Linked DNA regions of Mus musculus: regions 2 and 3 are each linked to region 1. Evidence: chromatin loops called from intact Hi-C (ENCODE). Cell type or tissue: left cerebral cortex. All regions are shown on one strand.

What was found. A loop is a pair of places that touch in the nucleus more often than their neighbours do. Peaks named below come from ENCODE experiments on the same cell type or tissue, not always from the same donor. Only the 100,000 strongest peaks of a DNase experiment are listed, where the experiment ranks them.
Region 2: it touches region 1 in a loop (3-fold over the local background); 3 of 42 quality-filtered maps call a loop at or near these places.
Region 3: it touches region 1 in a loop (2.8-fold over the local background); 2 of 42 quality-filtered maps call a loop at or near these places.

What each region holds. Positions count from the first base shown.
Region 1 is chr1:21,956,550-21,964,549 of GRCm38, forward strand. It overlaps Kcnq5 (potassium voltage-gated channel, subfamily Q, member 5), which reads right to left and starts at 5,393. Exons shown (of 14, transcript NM_023872.3): 1 at 4,632-5,393. The coding sequence starts at 5,032. In left cerebral cortex, a CTCF peak has its summit at 4,895; DNase peaks (open chromatin) are centred at 728, 1,658, 2,472, 3,470 and 7 more places; H3K4me3 peaks cover 4,064 bases; H3K27ac peaks cover 4,502 bases.
Region 2 is chr1:21,593,539-21,601,538 of GRCm38, forward strand. Kcnq5 (potassium voltage-gated channel, subfamily Q, member 5) reads right to left here. Exons shown (of 14, transcript NM_023872.3): 2 at 1-76. Among named protein-coding and RNA genes, the nearest start is that of Khdc1b, 210 kb to the left of the region's middle. In left cerebral cortex, no CTCF peak of the experiment used is centred here; DNase peaks (open chromatin) are centred at 4,587 and 7,288.
Region 3 is chr1:22,207,027-22,215,026 of GRCm38, forward strand. No RefSeq gene overlaps it. Among named protein-coding and RNA genes, the nearest start is that of Kcnq5, 250 kb to the left of the region's middle. In left cerebral cortex, no CTCF peak of the experiment used is centred here; DNase peaks (open chromatin) are centred at 3,789, 4,418 and 4,957; H3K27ac peaks cover 2,141 bases.

The DNA.
Region 1 (8,000 bases):
TTAGGGGTGTGACCCCCATCTTTGGGACTGTGAATACTCCAGTGGGTAGCCCTACAACCATGCAGAGGGCTATTAAAACAACAAGATATGAATGTAGGGGAGGGAAGCAGAAGGAGTTGAGGAGGACTTGGAGGGGAAATGATCTAAAGTCACTGTACAAAAGTCTCTAAGAATGGATTCTAGGAGAAAAAGAAACATTTCTGATTAAACCTTGCCTTTTATCCCCACCTTCACTCCCTTGGCTCCTTGGGCAGTCATCTCCCACTTTTTCCAGAGCAACATAGAGAACCAAAAGACATTTGCAGGGTGAACTTAAAGATTAAAAAAAAAAAGCTCAGAATGAATGGAAAAGTTGAAATACTCTTTCCACCTAATTACACACCACACTGTCTCCATTTTAAATCCCCTCTCCGATTCACTTTCCAAGGTAAGATGTGTTCTCTTGATTTTTGCCATTCATTCAGCTCTACTTCGTACAGGGTAAAGAGTAAAGACAGACCCAGCCTATGCAATTCCATGACCATCTCCATCATCAAAGCTACGAGAAAGCTGTGAGCCCCCCACTCCTTTCCTTGAAGATGGCTTTATCCTGCAATGAGTTTAAAGTACTTACAGTTACTACACACTTGGGACCACACACTTTCACTAACGCTGTTTTCTCTTTCAAGATAGCTCATTCACACACACCCACCCCGTTCTGCTCCTCTGAAAATGGGCTACTTGACCATCCAAACTCAGCCCAGGCCTCACTTCCACTTTGAATGCTGTTTGTTGGCTTCTCTGTCCAGAGTGGCTTTGCTGTCTCTCTTGCATTATTTTATTTTGTAACTTGTTTTCTCTGCCACAGCCCTGAGAGCATCATCTCACACTTGTTGAAATGCTTAAAAATCACACGGATGCTCGTCCTCCTTGAAATCAGAGGCCTCATAATTTAGAAATCAGCATGTACCACAGACACTCAGATATGTGTAGATGGATAAACCTATATATGATGTAATCATATTTGGCCATTACTAATAAGACTTGTGTCAGAATGGCAGCTATGGGGTTGTAAATAGAAGAAAGACGACCAGGAAGCAGAGGAGAGATTCTGAGAAACAGAGAGGCACTGAGGAAGCAGCAAAGGACAGAAAGAGATATAACTGTAGAAAGAGTTCACAGCAAATGAATGAAATTTAATGGTCATTTGTATGGTCAGTAGTAGCTAGCATAATAGTTATAATAATAATAATAATAATAATAATAATAGTTATAATAATAATAATAATAACTATCATCATCATCATTATTATTATACTCCAGGCTCCCTAGTTTTGGGGGGTTGGAATATTCTAGTTTAAAGTATTTATGAATTCTCACCCACAGTCCTAAAAGGGACAGGATGCTTTGGGCAATGTGATGGGTTAGCTGGATGTATCTGCATTGATACCTCTCTGGGGCAGGCATGGGTGTTCCTGTGAGTCCTCAGGACTGATCGTGTTTGCTACACGAGCACAAATTTACATTAGGAATCCTTTCATGAACTCCTCTACAACTACCATAATTCTTCTAAATCTTCCCCAAAGAAGGGCAATTTAAACGGAACAAACAACTCAGAGAAACCATCTCCTATTTTAAGAGCTCATCTGGTTAATTGTATCACAGCTGAAGACAGAACACACTGCTTCCCGGGGACTCCAAAAAAGCAGGAAATGCCTGGATCTCCCAAGGCCCACAAACTCACAGGAAGAACTCCCTTGAAGCAGACCATCTCTGTTCTTGCCAGCATTCTTACCAGTAGGCTGGGGTATACACTCATCAGATCACATTTTAGACCATTAAAATGTCATTATAATAATAATTATTTTTGCATATCTTAACAGAATATTCTCTTTACCTGAAGCATAATGAATGTTAAGCATACTTCTCTGGTTTCTTGGCTGTGGAAACCCTGGGCTAACCAAGTAAATTCATCCCTGAACTGCCTCATTAATCACACTGTGCTTGTTCTTGGCAAGGAGCTTAATACCCTACAAAAACTGTTATTAAAGTCAGATTTGAGGATTCCCAGGCTGGCAGAGCATTAGTTACTTATACCTCTATAGAATATATATTATATATATAATATATATATATATATATATTATACCTTTATATTATATATATTATATATTATATATTACACCTCTATATTATATATTATATATATTACACCTCTATAGAAATTATTTTCTTATCGTTTCCTGGAATGGTCTTATTGGACCTGCAGCTCAAAGTAACCTTGCTTTATTAATGTAATGTGTAAATTCCAGCTATTCAAAACCTCATTTAAACTCATAAGTAGTGATTACTCTCCACCTCCTCCATCCCCCCACACCCCCCCTGTCCTTCCCCCAGCCTCTGACTCTGTGCTATGTATCTTCAGCTGCTCCCTGCCTACAGACCTCAAGGCTCTTTGCTACATTATGAAGAACTTTACATAAGCAATACTGTGTTGGCAAGCACACAACTCATGTTCTATCCCTCACAGAATTCACTGATAAAACTAGTTAGCAAGAAAATTCTTAAACTAGAAACAAACAAACAAACAAAAATTATCAAAGTTTAAAAAACAAAAACAAAAACAGAAACACTGCTTTATCCACCAGGCATCAAAAAGAAAATGCTGCATTTTGAGAAATTTTCACTCCTGTTTGTAAACAATGCTTAGGAGACATCAATATGTGCAACAGTGTCAAGCTTCCTCTGAACCCATACCATGTACTTTACCCAAATAAAAAATACTATATTACATCATATTTAAAACTCAAAGCCATGAATATTTTGAGCATGTCTAAAAATATCATCATCCATACTGTGCACATTTACAGCAAATTAAGCCTCAGCATTCCTTTTTAAAAATGTATATTATAGTCTGACAGTCAAAATAATTTATTAGATCATTAAATACTAAATTAATTGTATATCAACCCAAGGAGATGAGCTTAACAAGTGTCATGGGTGTCTATCATTAATTACATTCAAATATTTATGACTCTTTCATCAGCAAAGGATAGACCTTATATTTTGAGTGTAATGACGCTAGACAGAATACAACATTCCCTATGTGTGCCTTGCAAACACATGAAGCTGGCTGGAATAGGTCACCTAAGCTTACATGCTCACAACAATCTGCAACTGTAAAAATTCCCAGACACTGGGGCCCCAGAGTGCAGACTCCACCAGTTTCCTGAGTTCTACCTGGTCACATTTCAGGTTCACCTATTTATAAAAGCAGCTCCTTCTCTCCTGATATTATGATTTTTTTTTTTTTAACTTTCCTGGGTTTGTGCCAATTCTTCATTCCACATAAGGGAGAAGTATAGGACGGCATGCCTCATTTCTGAAAGGTCTTTTTGGTCTGTTCCAAACATATCTTAACCAAGTAAGAAACAAGGAATCAATCAGTATGTGCCTGCAGCTTTCTCTGGAGGTCTTCTAAGGCTAATATGTTTGTACTTCATCTTAACATAAAGAAGGAGGGGGCAGAGACGGGGCAAGAAGAGGCGGGGCTTCCTCTAAAAAGATTAAATTAGACAGGGTGTATAGACATGAAAACAACCTTAAGTTGTCGTCCAGATTCACCTAACTCTAACAGGAGATTGAATGAATGGACGTCGGGCAAAACAGTAGTAAACTTCAAAGCCACGGAAAGCTTTCTAATGCCTAAGGGAAAAATAAACATTTGCTTCCAACCATTTTCTCATTTTCATTCTCGCATACTCTGCTAGATGGTGAGGGCTTAGTCAACACACACACACACACACACACACACACACACACACACACACACACACACACTTTATCTCGGCGCCATAAGTGTCAACTAAACACACTGCTTGCTTCAGGTCACAGCTGGCCCCTGTGCATTTCCACTACAGCACCTCTGGCCATGTTCCTGAACCCCAGTTCTCCACTTTCAGCTGGCACTGCCTGCCACAGAGCTTGGGTAGCCCTCTAGACTCTGACCACCTCTATGTGGCAATGACTACTACGTGCACTGACAGATTTTCCGTTGATGACAGCTGTGATGGTGGCCAGGCGTGTTTCCGGGCGCGCTTACAACCTAGTCTCTCTCTCTCTCCATCACGTAGCAGCTTCCTCTGCTTGACCCCAGAGCTGACTGTGGACCCACTCTTAACCTTCTCCTCGCCACTCCATCCCACCCGGTCATGCCCTCCCAGTCTCTCCAGTCTCGGGATGGTGCACAACCTCCCGGAGCTATCCCCAGCTCCTGGGCGCCCCACTCAGTTAACTTTCCGCATATCAGGACCTAATCGCTCCCGATTATCTGAGTCGCCTAAGTCCGGCTTCTGCCTTCAATCACCCAGGTACCTGGAACTGACCCGTTAGTCCCTTGGGTGCTTTGGGGCAAAAGGGCTCTATGTGAACCAGAGCGAGAGGTGGGACGAGAGAGATTGAGGGCTCCAGAGGGCCGATGGCAACACGTGCAAAGAAATAAAAACCACCACGTGTGTGTAGCTCTGCGTGTGAGCGCGCACGCGTTTCCGCGCCTAAGGCCAGGGCGCGGGCGCCAAGTGCGCCCCGGGGCTCCCCAACAGAGGGCATGGCTAGGGGCACACGGGGTCGGAAGTGGGGGCGCGGGTACTCACACGAACGCGTGGTAGACGAACGCCCAGCCGCGGGGTCGCTCCAGCACGTTGTACAGATAGTTCTGCACCCGCCGGTACTTGACGTTGCGCCGACAGCTCTGGCTGCTGGTGTAGGAGAGCGGCTTCCCCAGCAGGCTCATTCGGGCCCCCTGCTTGCCCCGGCGGCTCTCTCTCAAGCCGCCGCCGCCTCCGCCGAGCGCCGCCGCGCGGGTGCCGAGCAACAGCAGGCCGTCGCCCCTGGCGGCCGCCGAGTTCAGCAGCACCCTGCCGCGGCCGGACTCCACATCCTTCATGCCGCTGCCCGGGCGCCCCCCACCCGCGCCTGCCGCCGCCGCCGCGCCGCTCCTCACCCAGAGCCCGGCGGCACCGCCCTCCTCTCCTCCCGCGTGGTGGCGGGGCATGGCATCACCACGGGCACCGCGAGGGGGGCGCTGGCGCCTGCGGCGGGGGCAGCGGCTTCATGTGCGCGGGCAGGTCTGCAGGAGGAAACCCGCAGCCGACGGGGCGCCCCGGGGGGGCGGACTAGCCTAGAGTCGGGGCTCCGGGCGGGGGCGGCGGGGTGTGCGGAGCAGGCCCGGGGAGGTCCGGATTTCTGCCGCTTCCAATTCCAAATCCGGACCTGTTGGGGGCGTCACTTTGTGAGGTGTCCCTCGCTTTCCTTTAGTCTGGTGGCTGCCACTCCCTCCTCCCCGAGGAGTGTCGGCACACGGGACTGAGGGTGTGCGGGATGCCCGGAGGCACGCTCGCACGCGTGCACACCCAGCAGGGTTCGAGTCTGTCTGTCCCCTGCACCCCGGCAGAATACCGGCTTGACCCTAAGTCGGTCTCCCAGGATGAGTTTGGTTCGGTTCTTCCTGGGACTCGGAGCTGTCCGGAGGGCGAAGTCTGCCTCTTGAATAAACTGGACGAGCGGGTCTCTGGGCTTCTCCCGCTGCTATGCCGCGCCTGGTCCTGCCATCCTCGGGTGATGGGTGTGGGCAGGAAAGGTTCTGTCCTACCCTCCAGGTTTTGGCTAGCCTAGGAGCGAGCCAGCGGGGGCTAAGCTTCTGGCAGTGGCGCTTGGGTTCCCGCGCTGGGGACCAGCCCACCGCAGTTCAATGGACACACCCGGAGAGAGCCAGGCAGGGACCCAGCAGCTTCCCGCGACTCAATCCAGCCTGCAGGCTGTGACTTTCCATCCTAGCCTCAGACAACAAGCCTGCGAGTCGCAGAACATCCTTCCCATCCCCAGGGGTGGGGTGTGGGGAGGGCGTAAAACTCCAAAGTAGCTCCTTCGTGGTGAGGGAGCTCCTCCTGACAGAGCAGCCTGGGAAAAGGAGCCCACTTCTCTCCTTCCAGAAATTTCCATGTAAGTGAAAGAAAGTCATAAAACTGCTTAAATCTCCGCCGCGACTGTGGCGTCCCCAGGGAGTTCGAGAGGGATCATGGAGGATAGTGAGTCCAGGACCTGCCTCTCAGACAGGATGCTGTAACTTACAATGTTAGAGAAAAGGGAACCACTGACTGCATCCCCCACCACCTCTGGAAAATGGGCGCCCCAAAGCCCATCTCTTCTCTTGGATGAGAGTGAGATTATGGTGCTGCTGGCTCAGAACTCCGCCTTTCAAAAATATTGTTAGCAATTAAACAACAGATTCAGCGATGGGGAAACTGAGAGGACACCAGGATTGGGAACTCCTTCTAATAGAGCAGCCTTCCTCCCAAATATTTAAAAAAAAAAAAGTAATAATCGCCAAGTTCAACTGAACTATGCTTTCAACACAAAGTCATGGTAGTCAGTAGCAAAGTGGCCATCCCTGAGCCTTTTTTCACTTCCATGAATACCAGCCAACACTAAGGCAAAAATCTTATCTTGGTTGTCTCACCCATAGCAGATAATACTCTACCAACACACCCACACATACACCCCGTGCATACACCCACGCCCACAGACAGCTGCTTTCTACAGTCAGAACGTCAGCTAAGAGTTTTACTTTTATTTTTATCGTTATTGTTTTGTGAAGACCTCTTCCTGGTTCTTACTCAGCAAGACCTTGTTTCCCTTCAAACCTCTGGGCAGTAGGCACTACTAACCCCTAGCGCTGTGCAGCTGGCAGCAGTACCACGTGTGAGCCAAGCATCAACACTCAGAGTCACTCCTGCTTTCCTCTAATACACTTCACACCCACACACCGTGGAGGTGCTAGAGAGGTTGCTCCGTGCCCTGCTATTCAAGGCAGATGCAAAGAGAATGTCCTGGAATAAGCTCTCCAATCCTAGAGCTGCGTGGAGACCCCTGGCTGAAGGTGGGAGCTGAGGTGGGGGGTAGTTCGGTGCAGCTATATTTAGACTCCCCGTGGAGTTTCTGTGCAGGGACTTTCAGGGTGAAAGATGTAGAGACTTAAAATGACTCGTGCACACGCTGTCGGCATGAAAAAAAAATCCTAGCTTTGCTGAAAATAAGAAAATGAAAAGGCCACTTCCCCTTTAAAGGAAGCTGTTTTCTTTGCTGCAAACTTCAACTGAGATTAGATCACCTTTGCCTCACTCTGGGGCCTGGCCCCACACACAGGCAGGAAATCTCTTTAAGGCAGGACTCAAGAGCGTGTTTCCCCTTCTGAAAGGCCCAGGAACTCAGCTGCTTAATGTCCAAATGATGGTTTCCTAGGATGCAGGGATCATACCAGGGAAGCTATGATGTCTATTTCGAAAATGTTAATAAACCCGGGTGGGAAGGTGGCAAGGACATCTGCAATTAGTAAGGGTTATAGACGTCTAAGACATTTGTAACTATCTTTTTTGAGTGCCATCCACTTAATCACAAACCCAGAGAAGGGGGCTTGTCTGTGTATTCACAGACAGGATGGGCCACTAGGAACCCAGCATCCTGACTCCCAGTTGGAGTACCCATTCTGCTGTTGGTGCAAACCCTAGGGGATCATCCTGCTTGTTCAATCCCAGAAAGGAAAGTCTAAGAGACTCTGTTCATACCTGTTCCTAGGCCTTGATCTGTGCCATGTTTTCCTTGTAACCCAGTGACTTCTCTAGATAGGCAAAAGTCAACTTTGAGGAAAAGAAAGTGTTTGTAATTAAGCTTTTATTGTTGTTGCTGCTCCTTTGAATACAGGTGTTGCTAGGAAACTGCCTTTTATTTCTTGCTGAAATATCAGTAGGCATAGTGAGCCATGCATGAAATAATGTAACATTATTTCATGAGTAACAATTACACTAAAATATTATGAAAGGGTAATAGTAAAAGTACATGACAATTCCACTTATTTCTTTATTTTGGTTTTGTGCCACAAGATCTCACTCTGTAGCCCATGCTGTCCTGAGGATACATATTTAGCCGAGGCTGGCCTCTAACTTGTGATTACCTCTCTGCTTGTA
Region 2 (8,000 bases), 360 kb before region 1:
ACTTGAAGCCAATTTTGTATGCTCAGGGATGGTAGAAAACACTGACAAAATCAAGCAACCAAACACAAGGAGAAAACTGCAAAATAACAGAAGAGAAGTTTAATGAGAACTGTGCAGAACTGTCCCTAAAACAAACAAAGCACCTGATTCCCTTGCACATGTCTGACCTAAATAATTACTGAGTACTTTAAGCATCAGTGTGCACTAGGGCATTTCAGAGAAATGGGGCTCTTTTTGCAACTTAACTCATGAAGACATGGTTGTAGGTATTGATTACTTTGTGTGTTGTGGTGTGTGTGTGTGTGTGTGTGTGTGTGTGTGTATCTATGTTTTGTGTGATACTGCATTTAAATGTTAACACTTAGGAATCTGTGAATTTCCCCATACAACTCCTCTGCCAAAAGGAACCCTAAGCAAGACTGAATTGTGGTTTTGTTCTCCTATCTGAGAATGCAGACTCTCCTTTCAAGAAGCAGAAAAAAATCCCTGTTTGTCAAGTCTGCCTGCAAAATACCAGACATTGTATGTGATGGTTGCTAAGTGCCCATTGTCGTTGTATGATACTTACAGTCCTATAAACCCACGTGCTTATGGAGTCTAATTTATATTTTTTATATTAGTAGGAAGAACAGGAAAACAGAGGCATTTTCTCTACCACCCGTGGACTTTCCAGCTCTACAGTCAAAGCGGTAGAGGAAAGGGCTTGAGGTTCTCTCTCCTCATATTTTAGTGACAGATATTAGAAGTAATGAGCAAGGACTTTCTATTAATCACTGTAATGATGTTTCTGTAAATACGGGACTTCTAGGGTTGAGTAAGGAGTAGGGATGAGTGATGAGCTCTCAAGGAAAAAATCTCAAATAAAAGGGAAGTCTGTTCAAACCTGAAGCTGAAATGCACGCTATCAAAACAAATCAGAACCATTGAGAAAGTGCGAAAGACTAAATCTCACCATTACTGATGTCCAGCAAGCTCATTCTATAAGCCCTTCCTTATTACAGAGCAACTAAACTCTGCTTCCTTGTGGCTTGTACCGAGACTCAGAAAGTCCATTTACCATGCTAGACTCACAGTTCCCAGCACTCTAGTCAAGGATTGGATAACTATGGCCTCAGCAATGAGTCTGCTTCCTTATGCTTCTTTCAAAATTGTTGAGATTTTTACGTATAAGTATTTTTTATTGAAAGGAAATTGTTCTCTCATACAATACATCCCAACAACTGTTTTGCTTCCTTCCTCCTTCCAGCTCCCTCCCACCTCTCTTTCCCCCCAGATCCACTCTCCTTTCACTTCCGAAAGAGCAGGCCTCCAAGAGACAACCAAATATGACTAAACAAGATATAATAAGAAAGCCAAAAGACCTCATACAAAGGCTGGACAAGGCAACCCAATCGGAGAAAGAAAGTCCTAAGAGCAAACAAAAGGGTAAGTGATATACCTACTCCCACTGTTAGGAGCCCCGAAAAAGCTCCAAGCTATCAGTTGTAATATACACAGTGGACCTGGTGCAGAATTTTCTGGCCAGGTGCATGCCATTTCAACCTCTGTGAACTCATATGAAGCCTACTTAGTTGATTCAGTGAGCTGTGTTCTCCTAGTGTCCTCCACCCCCTCTGAATTGTACATGTTTCCACCCCCCTTCCCTGGATTTCATCCTTTCAAATCCTCACTCTTCCCTTTTAATATCTCCTGTGTTAGTCTCGACCCCTCTCAAATCCATGACCTTTTCTTCTGTAAATATATACATATATATATGTATATATATGTATGTATGTATATGTATAAATATGTAACACTGCATCCATTTAAGTGTTGCTCATATGTATATCTGTTTGGGACAGATCACTTGGGATTGGATAACCTATCAGGTTAACTCTTAGAGAAATTGCATTTCCCCTCCCTCAGCAGCTGCTGACTGTCTATAGTTTCTCATATAGAGGCAGGACTTGTTATATGGTGACAAGTTGATTGGTGTTTCAAATTTTCATTTCATCACAGTGAAGCAAAACATATTAATCTCAGGTCAGAAAACATATTATCTAAGGTACCAGGTAGCAAATATTTCATCATGTTATTCTGACTGTCATAACTACATGGTTTTACACTTGTAATGTGAAAGCTTCTATAGACAACAGACCAGTGCAAATAAAACTTTATTAAAAAATAATTGTTAGAGACATATTTGCAGTAGAACATTTATACCCAAGACTCTGGGGACATTGTGCAAGGGAAGACAGAAAGACTGTAAAAGCCAGAGTGCTAGAACACCTAGTGCTGGATAGTGTATTCTAGATATGAAAGGCATGCTGTATCCATGAAATCTTAACAACACAGTTCCCTAAACAATACCTGAAAACATGTCAGTCAACATTCCAGTGTTTCAGAAGGCCTACCCCTACATGAAAACTACAGGCAGTCAGTGGCTGCTAAGGGAGGGGAAACCCATTCTCTCTAGGACTTAATTCTCCAATAGGAATAGGTTATCCAATTCAAAATGAAAATGAAGGCCAGCTGTTTAAAAGTACTTAATATTTAATGATGAAGAGACGAGAGTATGAAACACAGTTGGACAGTCTTTTCAATGTGGGTCTCCAGGAGAACACAAAAGTTGCATGTCATGGGGCTGAAGCTGAGGTTAAAGGAGCTTTCCTGGAGACAAAAACAACCCATCCACCCTGATGGTACAAATGGAGCTAGGGAGAAGAATTATGGGGGTAAAGGAATACTCTAGTGTGAGGACTGTACGAATCAGGATGAGATGCAAGTATGTGTCCAGTTTTCACTAATTCATCAGTAAGATGGAGTTGATGAACACCTGCAAGCTAGCTCGTTTGAGATGAGGCAAGAGTCAAGGGGAGCAGTCCTATAAATCCATGTCTCTGCACAGCAGACATTTCAGTCCAGCAGAAAGTGTATATTGAGTATCTTAGTATTGAAGACCATATCAAGACTTTGAAGTTCACTGATCAACTGAAGGGTCTCTCCATAGAGGAATTGGTACACACAGGGAAATGGACAAGGGGTACACACAGGGTGGTAGTGAAAGGCAGAGGAAAATGTGCACTTCCTGTTTGAGATGATCTGCAAGAGGGATGTATTAGCATGAAACATTTACTAGAGGAATATATCCCAGAAGGAAGTACAACACAAGAAAGCTGCAAGCCTGGAGAGGAGATGCTTCTAAGGTAGATTTTGTATTTAGTTTAGTAGTTATGAAAGATCTCGTAGATAGTATAGACGAACTTAGAGTTCTGAATAGCATGCACTCGCTGGAAAGAGAGGCCCATTGGACTTTCAAACTTTATATGCCCCAGTACAGGGGAACTCCAGGGCCAAAAAGTGGGAGTGGGTGGGAGGGTATGGAGGTATTTTGGGATAGTATTGGAAATGTAAATGAGGAAAATACCTAATAAAAAGTATATATATATATATATATATATATATATATATACATAAAACAAGTAGTGGCAGTGGTAGGACACTGTCTATCTGAGTGTCTTGATCCATGTCCATAGGCTTCTGAGGATCCTATGTATTAGGATCCTATGTATTAGGATCCTATGTATTATGTATGTATTAGGATCCTATGTATTAGGATCCTATGCATTAGGGCATTTTTGAAATGAGTAGGAAAAAGGCTGATTTTAGTTTTCACTATGATGAAATGATATTGTCATATTATATTTTATACCATCAATAAAAAAAATCACAATCATTTCATGTTGAATAGTGATTTTTGTAATCATTATTTCCAGATTATGGCAATTGTTAGACCCTGGCTAGGGGCTATTTTAAATGCATTAATAATAAAGCACTAATAATAATTAATAATATACATTAATAACATAATGTATCAATATAATATGACGCAATACAACATAATTAATATAATATAATATTATTAATAATGATTAATAAATTAATGTCTTGCCATATGACAAGCATGTTTGATACTTCAACCCTTGAATTTTGACATAATTTTATCTTTTGTAATTATTTATATTTCATGTATTTAAAAACATTCTGACAAATGGCATATAGGTTTAATTAGTCTACTGATGTATTTATAATATACTTATACACAAAATTAAAATGGTAATTTAAATGGTGACAGGTTATGAGGTAGGGTTGTGAACTGGACAATGGCCGTATTTGGTAGCTACTCACGACTTACCAAGGAAATCTCATCAGTGGTCAGCTTAAAACTACCATGAGATAAATATATTCCTTCGAAATGACTCCATAGCAGCTTCTGGCCTTTATTTTATCTGAAGCATTTCTATTTTGTTTCAGATAAGATTCATGCTTATCCAAACATTTTTTTTTTATCCCAAGCTTCTCATTTGGAAAGCACTGATTATTTTAAGATGAGAAGAGTATTTATGAGAAAGTAAATATTACCAGTCTCAAGGCTGCTCTGTTTAGCCAAGAAAAGTACCATCAACTTTTTATGTTAGCTAATTAAGAATCAATTTCTGGGATGTAATTTAGCAAGAAGGCTGAGCTGAGAAACCCAGGTTCTTGTTTGAACAAATGATGCCCTGATTCCAAGGCATGTGCTTTCAGAGCAGGTGCACTTAGCTGGAATTAAAACAGCATGCAAATATAGCACTCAGAAAAGCCTAGCTGATGCTCTGCCAAAGGAACCTTAGCAAATTACATTGCTATCATTCTTGCACGCACACATGCACGCACACATGTATTTGCACACACATGAACATATACACATGCGCACACACATGCATCCATGCATGCACAGGCATGCACACACACACACACACACACGAGCACTCACACATGAACATACACACACATGCACACATGCACAAACAGGCACACATGCACATACATAAGCACACACACACACACACACACACACACACACACACACACACCCCTAGACATTCACAAACAACTGTGAATGTTGCAGTGAAGAAACTAGACACAGAATGAATATCAGACATGGAAATTTCACAGGGCTTCAGCAAGGAGGTTTTGCTGATATTGACACAAATATACAGTTCTCCCCAGAATGCAATCTGCTGCAAGTATTTTGGTGGACTGTCAGTTTTATTGAGAAACCTTTGGAGGAGAGGAGATCATTAAATATTACATGATATAGGATCATGGGATTAAAATAAAGCACTCTAATGAGAGACACAGAAATACTTAAGAAATACAGACCTTAGGAACTGTTTACATAAAAACAATTAACCACAGCTACACTGCTTCATAAAATTTCAAGTATTGCCATGATGAAGTGAGCATTTTAGTATATTGTATGGAAGACATAAATGTTTGTAGGTGCATCAAAGATTATGATGTCTAAAGCATGTGTGCTGGTATTGGTATTAGTGACTTTAGATGATCCTCCAGCATCATGCATTAGCAGGTGAAATTGAAGCAGTCTAATGAGCACATTGGCAGGACTAAGGCTCAACATTTGGCTCTTGCATCCTAAATTTATCTGTCTTTATATAAATTTAGTGCTCTGTGAAATATCCTTGGTACATAATTTTTCCATGAAAGATGTCCAGTTTTCACCTGGAGGTCTCTTCGAAGCACATCTCACCCTCCACGGCAAAGCAACAAAACTGTAGCATGACGTTTTGGTGTTTTTCACAGTGAGCTACTAAGACCTATGTAGTAATACTCTAATACAACGATTACTATAAAGTCTGTGAAGTTCTACCATGAATTCTGATATGTTACATATTGTATGCAGTATTAAAAAGCAATCGAGGGATTGGGGGACTAGTGCTTTTGACTTTGTTATTGTGTTTCTGAAGAAGGGTCTGGAAAATGTAAGCAATTTAGAACTTTGAAAATCTACAAGCAATTCAAAAGGCTTTCTTTCTATCAGAGCAGAGGCTACACTGTGTACATACAGATTGGGACACGCTTTGGATGAAGCTTGCTTCAATGATCAATGAATCCTTGTGATCAGAAGGCTCTCAGATCGAATCTTTCATTCCCCAAAGTGGTTATCTTTAAGCATCTCTGAAAGACATTTGTTCAGTTTCTCTTTGAGTCCTTCCAGGGTCCTGAACCTTTATGCCCACTCAGGCCTGCTAGGCACAGCTCTACTCTTGGAAAACTGCTTCCTCAGTGGGCTCAACTCCATAGAGAACCTTTGCCATTGGTTCTTCAAGCTCACAACTACAGAAAGCATGCACTCCTACCTCCCCAGAAAGCTCATCATACACTGAAGGATGGCTTTACTCTAGTTTCCCCAGAGGTTTTCTGACTGAATATACTGAGACTGTTTTTGTCTACTATTCATAGGAAACAATGTCCTGATCTCGTAACCCTCTCCTCACTGTGCCTTAAATATACCCACTGTGTTACTACATCCCTTGATGTGAGACTGACATTGTGTGACCCTCCAATGTAAGCAAAAGATCTGGCATTCAGTTACCAACATGAAATAGCTCCATCTCTTGCCAGGAAACTCAAGTTCAGATTTTCCACTCCCCAGATAATAGCAAAACTGGTTTCAAAATGCCCACCTAGCTTAAGGACACTTCAATTTCTGTCTCTTTGCTACCAATTCACAAAACCTGGAGTGAACCTGCACACTCTTGACCTGTATCCTGAGAGTACACCCACACTGGTCCCTAACATAATTACTTTTTACTAAACTATGTTTGATTTTCTGCTCTTTCCTTGAAAAAGAATAATGAGCATTCAACCAACATGCTATGTTCTGAGAGTTTCTCAGTATTTTACATTGAGTTGGTTCCTTGAGGCATCCCATAAGACATTCTTGCTAGTATTTTATTGCAAAAGATCTCTATATTTCTTCCGGAAAAAAACAATGGTGAGGTTTTGGTATGAGACAGTGATTTTTAAATATGTTTGTATCATCGCCTTGACTGTTAGGATGTTTAGATATGAAACTAAATTTTATGCTAGTAATGGCCTATTGAATTATGAACGAGGATGTGCATGATCATGGATGCCCTTCCGTTCTGATTTCTGTCTGCTTTCCTATCAATACTTGATCCTCCCTGCAGTGTACCTGTCTCAAATATTTAGAGACTCTGTACCAGACTCTGTAGACTCAGACAGAGTTTGTACCCTCATAGAGTTTCTGTTTCAGTAGGAAAATAAACCTTTTGTTGTTTTTACCCATTTACAGTGTGTGTGTGTGTGTGTGTCTGTCTGTCTTGTCAATATTCTTAACTGCTTTCTCTATGAATTAGGCAAAGCTCAGCCGAATGACTAAGGGTGCAAGTAAAGAAGATGTAATTTCACCCGCCTCCACTCTTTGAAATGGGAGTGTTAGTGCAGCTTAGAGTTCCCTTCTTTGTTAGGCGTCAAGTACAACCCCCATCTCCAACTTGAATTAAATTCAAATGAAAAGATTTTGCTCACTCAGATTCGAAAGTTTTCACATTTGCTATTTTCCATATCATTATGCTATGTTATGTTATCTCAATTCATTTATCCATTGGACAATCTGCCAACTCCCTTTACTCAGAATCTTTACATGCCTGATGCCGTCTTCTGGAATTTTCTCTCAATGCTGTGTTTGTCTCTGGGGAAGGGTCCTGTCATCCTGTTTAACTTTCTCTTTCTATTCCTTAAGCACATTATAAAGCCCATTTGATGGCTTTACTGAAATGGAGACATTTTCTCTCCTCTATTGCTCTGCCACAGCGAGCTGCTAACCCTATCCAACTGAAAAATAAGCGTAATTTAATGTTCTTGCTCTTGGCAAATTTGTGTTACTTTCTAGAAATCACAGTTACCCTTCTGAATTTATTATAAATCAGAGCTTAATATTCTATCTGAAGCATTTCTAGGAATTGCTGTTGAACTTATCAGTATGCAGAGTAGAGCCCCACTTGCTTTTGTTCTTTTTTGTTTTCTGATGATCAGAATTTCCTCCTATCTTTGATCACTTGGAGCCCATTACATTTTTACAAAATTATTAAAAATTATCAATTCAAGTAATTCATTATCATCTACAAATCTTCAAAACCTTACAGTAAAAT
Region 3 (8,000 bases), 250 kb after region 1:
TATCACACAGCACTTATACAAATAAAGGTCGTGTGTGTGCTTGAGTCTGGGAGTGAGTGTGTATTTAGCCGACAGTACAAGCCCAGGTCTACAGTCCAGATGAACAAAGCAGCTATTTAGCAGACAGCCTTGCCTAGGCAAGGTGGGCTGCACAGTAGATGTTTAACCATGGGAACACTGCCAGGGTGTCTAGAGGTTGCAAGCAGCTCAATTTCATATTTGTTTTCTGAAACTCCGATCCCATCAGATGCATTAGAATTGCATTTCGATTTTGAATATTTTAAAGCTCTTCCCCACACCTCCCACTGAGCAAACCTATTGACAATGTAGCGTATTGTTTAAAATGAGGAGAGACATCCCAGAGGCCTCTAATTCTCAAGGCTCCTAATTGCCTTTTAAAATTCTCACTTCCTTGCCACTATACAGCAAATGATACGCTAAAAAACACATCAGCCAGATCTATTAGCATTTTCCAGGATGCTTTGATTTGAGTTTTAATTAGAGTAAGTGTGTGCTGTGATATGCATTTCTTTCTGATTTGATTTCCCATTTTTATCTTAACCATGCTTAGACAAATCATATGCTCCTTTCTTTTTGACAGAATATTCTCACATTACTTCTGTCACTTTGAAGGGTAATTTGTTTTTTTTTTTTCTTCCTTTTTTTGAGGCAGTGTTTCTCTGTATAGCCCTGGCTGTCCTGGGACTCACTTTGTAGACCAGGCTGGCCTCGAACTCAGAAATCCACCTGCCTCTGCCTCCCAAGTGCTGGGATTAAAGGCGTGCGCCACCACCGCCTGGCTGAAGGGTAATTTTTTTTAAATCTAATTATGTCTATGTATTCTCATTGGACATTAAAGAAGAATAGTTATCAGGGGGAGGTCAGTAATACACAGAAATAAAGCCGGGCATGGTGGCGCACGCCTTTAATTCCAGCACTCGGGAGGCAGAGGCAGGCGAATTTCTGAGTTCGAGGCCAGCCTGGTCTACAGAGTGAGTTCCAGGACTGCCAGGACTACACAGAGAAACCCTGTCTGAAAACAAAACAAAACAAAACAAAACAAAAAATACACAGAAATAGCAATGCTGACTTTTATAATTTTTTTTCGTGTTTGTCTTATAGTATTAAAGTGATAGTTGGGCTAAAAAGACAATGTTGAAGGTAACTCTTTTCCCTAATGGGCTGTTCAATAACTGTTCTTTTCTAACAAAAAGAATCGGCTTCACAATGATGGCAATGCCTAAGGACATCTGAGTTCCCTTCTTCTGCAGACATGCTCTTCAGTGCCTGGCTGCTGAGCTTTTACCACACTGTTTCTAGCATATTGCTAGGATCCGGCAGCTACAAGGCTTCTCCTCCTCCCATCCTTGGCCACACATTACTGGATGATATCACTCAGTAAACAGGATTAGGGAACACCAACAGAGTCCATCTACTTCCCAAATGCTAATCTGGATGACAGGCTGTGATGAACACAGTGACATTTCCAGTGTGGGTCACCTTTGTCCCCTAAATCACAAGCTGCCTTTGGCAACACTGTGCTACAAGGCATGGTGACACATAAGAGATTGGAAAGAAATGCCAGCAAAGCCTTTCTTTCTCAGGAGCTTGCGCTGTGGTTGTTCAGGGAAAGACTTCATCACCTTCTTTCTCATTGTCTTCTTCTGGTTCTCCATTGGTGAATCTGGGCTTGATCAGTCGCTTCCCAAGACCCGGGTCTAGAGAGCTTCTCAGCTCCCCACAAGTCAGTTGGAAGGTATACTTAAGACTCTCACTCTGGATCCCTCAAAAGACAATAAGGAAGGGAGACAATATTCCCCCAGTATTTATTTGATATGTGTCAGTACATGTACCGGCCGCTGGAGACATAGGTGTAAGCAGACACATTCGCAGATAATTTGACTTAGCACTAAAACATGGGATGAAATATAGAAATGAAGGGAGAAAATAACTTTGTATTGTGTAAGAGATGGAGGGAGTTCATACTGATCTCAAAGCCAGAAATTGCAAAGTACCAAACTGAATTGTGGGGGTATACAGAAACCATTGTGCTGGAAATGGTGAGGGAAAGGGAATGGAGTATAGAGCAAAGCTACCTGATGATGCAGGAAGATATGACTGATGTCCCCAGCATCAGAAGTGACGTGGAAAGAGAATTTGCCTTATTTCACTGAGTGTTTGAGTCCCAGACTGAAAAAATAATAATAAACTACTACTGAGTGGCATTCATGACTAATGTCAAACCACGGCTTGATCAACCTCTACTGAACATAGTCTTAGAAAGTTCTAGTAGATGTTCGGAAGATTGGAGTCTTATGTTCATCTATGAATCCACCAGGTTTGTGTTCAGTTGTGAATGCCCTGAACACTAACCAGGACTTTCCCAAGTTTGTTTCATGCTCCTGATAGAAATCAGCCATTTCCCTGCATCCTGTTACTACTGATCATGTTTGGTAGAAAGATGTTATCAACCAGCTTATTGGGAACACATTGTCAAAACAGGGTTATTGTTTTCATGGGGAAACTTCGGAGGCATGAGGGATTATTCTAGGATTTAAAAAAGAGGAAAATAATATGTATCATCTGGATAAAGTCAACTTTAAATGGAAACGTGATCCTTTCATTTTATTGGGGAAGAGGAAGTATGTGATAAGAATTTGTCTTACCTTTTTTTGTGGGGTTCAGAAAAGTGTAAAATACAAGTGTCTGTATTCTGCGGAGCAATTATCTGTTAGTACTGATAATGATATTTACGTGATAGAAATAAAGTTTCAGATATGAAAATATGAAAGACTTAATTCACAAATATGAGGTATTTTTAAAGTATTTCATTACATTTATTTATTGATATGTGCATGCCCACGTGTGTGTGTGTGTGTGTGTGTGTGTGTGTGTGTGTGTGTGTATACACATATGTGAGCCTCTGTGTACATGTGAAGGTCAGAGGACAAATTGTGGAAGGAAATTTTCTCCTTCCACCTAATGGGTACAGTCTTTAGAACTCTGGTCATCAGACTCCATGGCAAGAGATCCTGCCTGGTGAGCCATCTCACTGGCCTAAAAATATTAGTTCTTTAATAGGATGTGTGGACAGTTTTACTCTACTAAGCACAAGGACATTGCCTGACATTTAGGTTGAAAAAGCAAGGAGAAAAGCAGTGCAGACTTCCTGTGGGTTACAGTTAGACCCACTCATAAAAGTGGGGGACACAGTTTATGGATTAGACTGTCCTCTCTCCCTCTTCCTTTTCAGTTCCTGCATCAAGCTTAAAAGAAGTGACTAGGGAGGATTAAGACAAAATGGGCAATATAAAGAGCTATGCATTTTGTTAGACCTCCTTGATGACACTATGCATGGTTTGAAACGAACAGAGAGAGAACATGGCGTCTAAACTTAAAAGTTTATCCTTTGATCACTTTGAATAGTAAGTGTTTAGTTATGTAACTAGTTGTGTTAGGTTAATTTTTAAAAAAGACAGTTGAAAAAAGCCTTATCTTACATATCTTACAACATAACCCTATCTAAGTTGAGAGCTATATTTTCACCTCTCCGACTCCTAGCCTCAGTTCTTTCACTCTCTTATTTACCTGAGTAGTCCATTGTAGCTAGAGGATGGAAAGGATTCAATGTAATCTCTTAGGTTAGATCACACAGGACAGTTTTGCTTCTACCTCTATTTTGAGATAGTTGCCTGGGGGAAAGTCACCACGCTGGGGTAAACCCAAGGCATCTCGGAGAAGCCACATATAGGTATCCCATCTGGCATCCTTAACTGAGGTTCTACTGAAGAGCCATGTGTTTGAGAAAAGCTGAATGATGATTCAGCAGTCACCTTCATCCGGGGAAGCAGCATGGAAACCCAGAGCAAGACTTTCACAGTGAGTTTACCTTCTCTGCCAAACGAGATGACAGCAAACCATCAGAGTTATTTTTAAATTAGCCGGGCTGTGAGGTAGGTTACATGGAGCAACGAGCAGCTGGGACATTCTTCCTGAAGACAAGAAAAAGTTATACTCTCCATTAAAACGAAAAGTGTATGTGTGTGTGTGTGTGTGTGTGTGTGTGTATATATATATATATATATATATATATATATATATATATATATATGCCACACCAATATAAGCTGACTTTAAAAAATATATGGCCTATTAAAAGAGCTCATAATTTTAAACAAGAGTATAAAGTGAGATTCAACACTATTTTCTATGATTAAAATAGGATATTATGTTATATAGACTATGTTATGTAGATGTTGTTGCATACACATCTTTGTATTTGCTTTAAAATTAGAGGCAAGGTGACCTTGTGCTTCATTTCCACCTTCAGCTTCTGTCATCCTGTCTCCTTTGTGTGGGTGTTCAGTTTGAGGAAAAAGCCAGATTTTAGAACAGCTTTCTTCCCGAAATGATGTTTTTAAAGTTAAGAAGAAGAAGAAGAAGAAAAATCTTGCACACTGCAGAAGTGGCAGCTATAAAAATAGATGTAAAAATAAATTGAAAATTCATAACAATTGCGCTGTAAAAGATGTGCTGGAAACGAATTACAAAGTAAAATGAACAAAGTGGGCTTTTGATTAAATGAGTAAGCGAGAGTATTTACAGTATGAAAATATGTTGGAAATGACTAGGGTAGCATAAAATAAATGAAGAAATTATTGAGTATGGGAGTCTAGGCTGGAGCTAGCATAAAGGAAGACTTTCAGAAAGTATATACATTTTTAATATAGCAGGGATCAGACAACTGTCTTATTTTCTGATTCCTAACATAAAAAAGAGTAAGTAAATCCGGTGCTTAGAGATACAGAAAATTGAGGAGGAAAAAGTTTTAAATCAATGGAAAGATACTAAGGTAGAAAACCAAGAGATTTGAACAGAGTTTCTGCAAGCTGAAAGTACATTGTTCCCTCTTGCTGCCTCCCACCCCCGCTGTCCTCAGACCAGAAGCATCAACACCATCCGCTTTGAGAAAGTAGAAGTGACTCCATGTCCTCATATGCATCTGCACAGTTGGCAGCAATAAGTCACCATCACTGGCTAAGTAGAAACTGAAGACTTTAGCTGGATCGGACCAGATTCCACATCTCAAAGTATTTGTTGCAGTCCTTTACTTCTTTGTTGCTGACATTGTTCACTTATAATCCGCTCCTCCTAATAAAGGCTTACATATGGTTATTACCCAAATGAGGAGGTAGACAATATTTCTAAACATTGAGAAAGAGACAAACATTAAGTAAATTATTGAATCCTGGAAAAGTCCAGGCAGAGGCAATGTAAATCATACAGTGGGTACTGGGTTTGAAATATTGGTAAGAATTGAACTGAGAGGAAGGTGTGCTTGACCAGCTTCCTGGTATACAGTGAACACTCAAGAATCATTAAGGAAGTTGAGTAAGCAAGGTAGACTATTAAAAAAAGAAGCTGAAAACCGTGATAGAGAAGAGTGAGTCCACCTGGAGATTGGAGAGTCACGCTGCATGTCAGGGTAACCAGATCAAGAAAGCCTGGAAGGGAAGTGTGTGGAAGGGAAGTTCATCTTCTGTGGTAGCAAAAAAAAACATGGAAATCAATAAAGTTGGCTGGTGCTCAAGAGAGATTGCTCTGACTAAATGTAAGGTGGAACAGACAGGATGCAACAGATGTAGCATCAATCTCCATTCCCCTTGGCTGAAGCAAGATTCTATTTGAATGTTTGTGCTTTGCATGCAGCTAAGCAAAATGACCTCAAGAAAGAAGTGTTCTGTTATAGAGGGCAATTGCTAAGAATATCAGGATCCACAGCTGTAATTAGTATGGTGGAGAGTTTATGCAGGTGAAGAATGCCAAGATATAGGCCATTCTCCTTGAATCAAGACTTTGGGGAATAAAAGTTCCCAAGAAGGAATAAAAAATACAGACTTAGACTCACAGAATGGACCACACTGAAAATATTGTTGTCTCTTTAGGTCAGGATGACACCAAAGAAGCTTGTTTTCTTGTCAAGAGACAATGGTGATGTTGTCTAACAAATTTCCTCTGAGTTGAGGAGGAAGTAAGGGACCCCTGAGGTTTCTTAAATTAAGGAGATCCACAAGGCCCCTCCACAAGGTTACTGTGAACTGCTAGGAAAGGAGCCTCTCCTGTTCCACAAGCTACCTGCAGCTGCCTTGCAGAGCTCTGCTGGGGTGAGATTCTCAGGTCATCATCCCAGCAGGTGGCGATCCTTTCCATGACACAACTGCCTCTAAGATATCCCTGATCCTCAATAGTGGATTAAGGATCAGGTATCTATAACCCTGAAGTAACTAAACTCTGTTTCGTCAGTCTGCAATGATCTAGAGTTTGTCACTTTGGTCTTTAATGAGTTTTCTATGTGGGGTGAATAGTCCTTTATGTCACAACCCCAAAAAGGATGTCTTAAAATAGTTAGCCACACACATATCTTTGCCAAAGACAAGAAGAATAAAAAGCAGGCAAATTTTCTACTAGAGTTGGGCCCTGAAAGATATCCAGCTCTGCTGATATACTAAAATGTGTTGTGGTGAGAGGTTTCACCTGCCAAGTTACTGGGATGCATCAGGGTTGAGTACAGACTATTTGAATTTGAATAGAACTCTGTACTTGGTGACTTCAGTTATGTTATTTAAAGGTTCTATACCTCCATGTGAAGTGGCATATTTACTTGCTCAGTAAATATCAGCCACTGTTATTATATTGACTTTGTCTTTTCTAACCCTCCTGACTGAAGGCAGATTGCTTGTGACTATTGCTTTTTCTGTGTTAGAAAATCAGAGAGCGGGCAGTGGCTTGTCTTAAGAGACACAGTGAATTCTTTGGTGTCATTTAGAAACTATTCGCTCCTCAGGTCCTCTTGGTAAGGGAGACCAGGCCTTTATTTTTTCCAGTAGAAAGCTAAAGCATGCGCTTACTGAATTGGACGGAACAGAATCATAAATAAATTAGTGGCATTCTGCTTTTCCTATCCGAGAAACCTGAAATATAATTTTCCTTCCAGTCTAAAAGGACATCTAAAAAGTTCCAGACCACACATTGACAGCATTATGTCTGTATCAGAGTAGAATAAATCGCCGGGGGAAAAGAACAATGCCTGACAGGAAGCTGGGGATATTGTTTTGAATTTCCAGTTATTCTCTGTGTAAAAGCCACTGGTGTCTTGAAGTGGAACTTGTCATTTGAAAACCTCTCCATCTTGTACTATGCTTTTGGGAAATAATCATAAAGAGAGTTGGCTGTGTTTAAAAGCTCTGATCCATTGTTTCCCAAAGTTTGTTAAGTCCTCCCCACAAGCTAATCACAAGCTTGCATTCCCTGAGAATAAATAATAATAGGAATTAAAATCACCAAATCTCCAATTGTTATATGCATGTGACAAAGCAAGGGTATTAAATAGTTACTTATCATACATATACTTATATTTTTGTTATTTATATTATGTATATTATGCACATATGTTATTATGTATGTTATACATACAATTATATTATTATTATATATACATATTATAAATACAAGTATGTTAAATACTTACCTGTCTGTAACATAGCAAACATGAAAGGTAGATGTGATAGGGGTCCCTAATGCAACAGATGTTTTGAAAACCTGAGCTTACAAGGTTTCAGTGCCTAGTTCTAAGTCTCACAGACACTAGACGAAGAAATAGGAATACACATTCCATTAACCTCTTTTGTTTCTACTTTTCCATCAAAACCTCTACTCTTGGTAGATGTTCTTCAAGGCCTTTCCTTCAAAATAATAGAAAATGTAATAAAAATGTAATGACAGCCTTAAGGAATCCTTACTTGTATGTAAGCCGCTAAAACAAGATCAAAAGTGACTCAGACTGTTACCATACATTGAGCTGTCTGGACACCAATCAGTATCCTGTGTTTTATACACATCTAGTTTCGTAATATCATTGGGAACTCAGTATTTTGTGTGGGATGTCCCAATTTCTTGGTTTTCCTTTGATGTGGTGTTCCCTCTGTTTTGACACCTGTGTT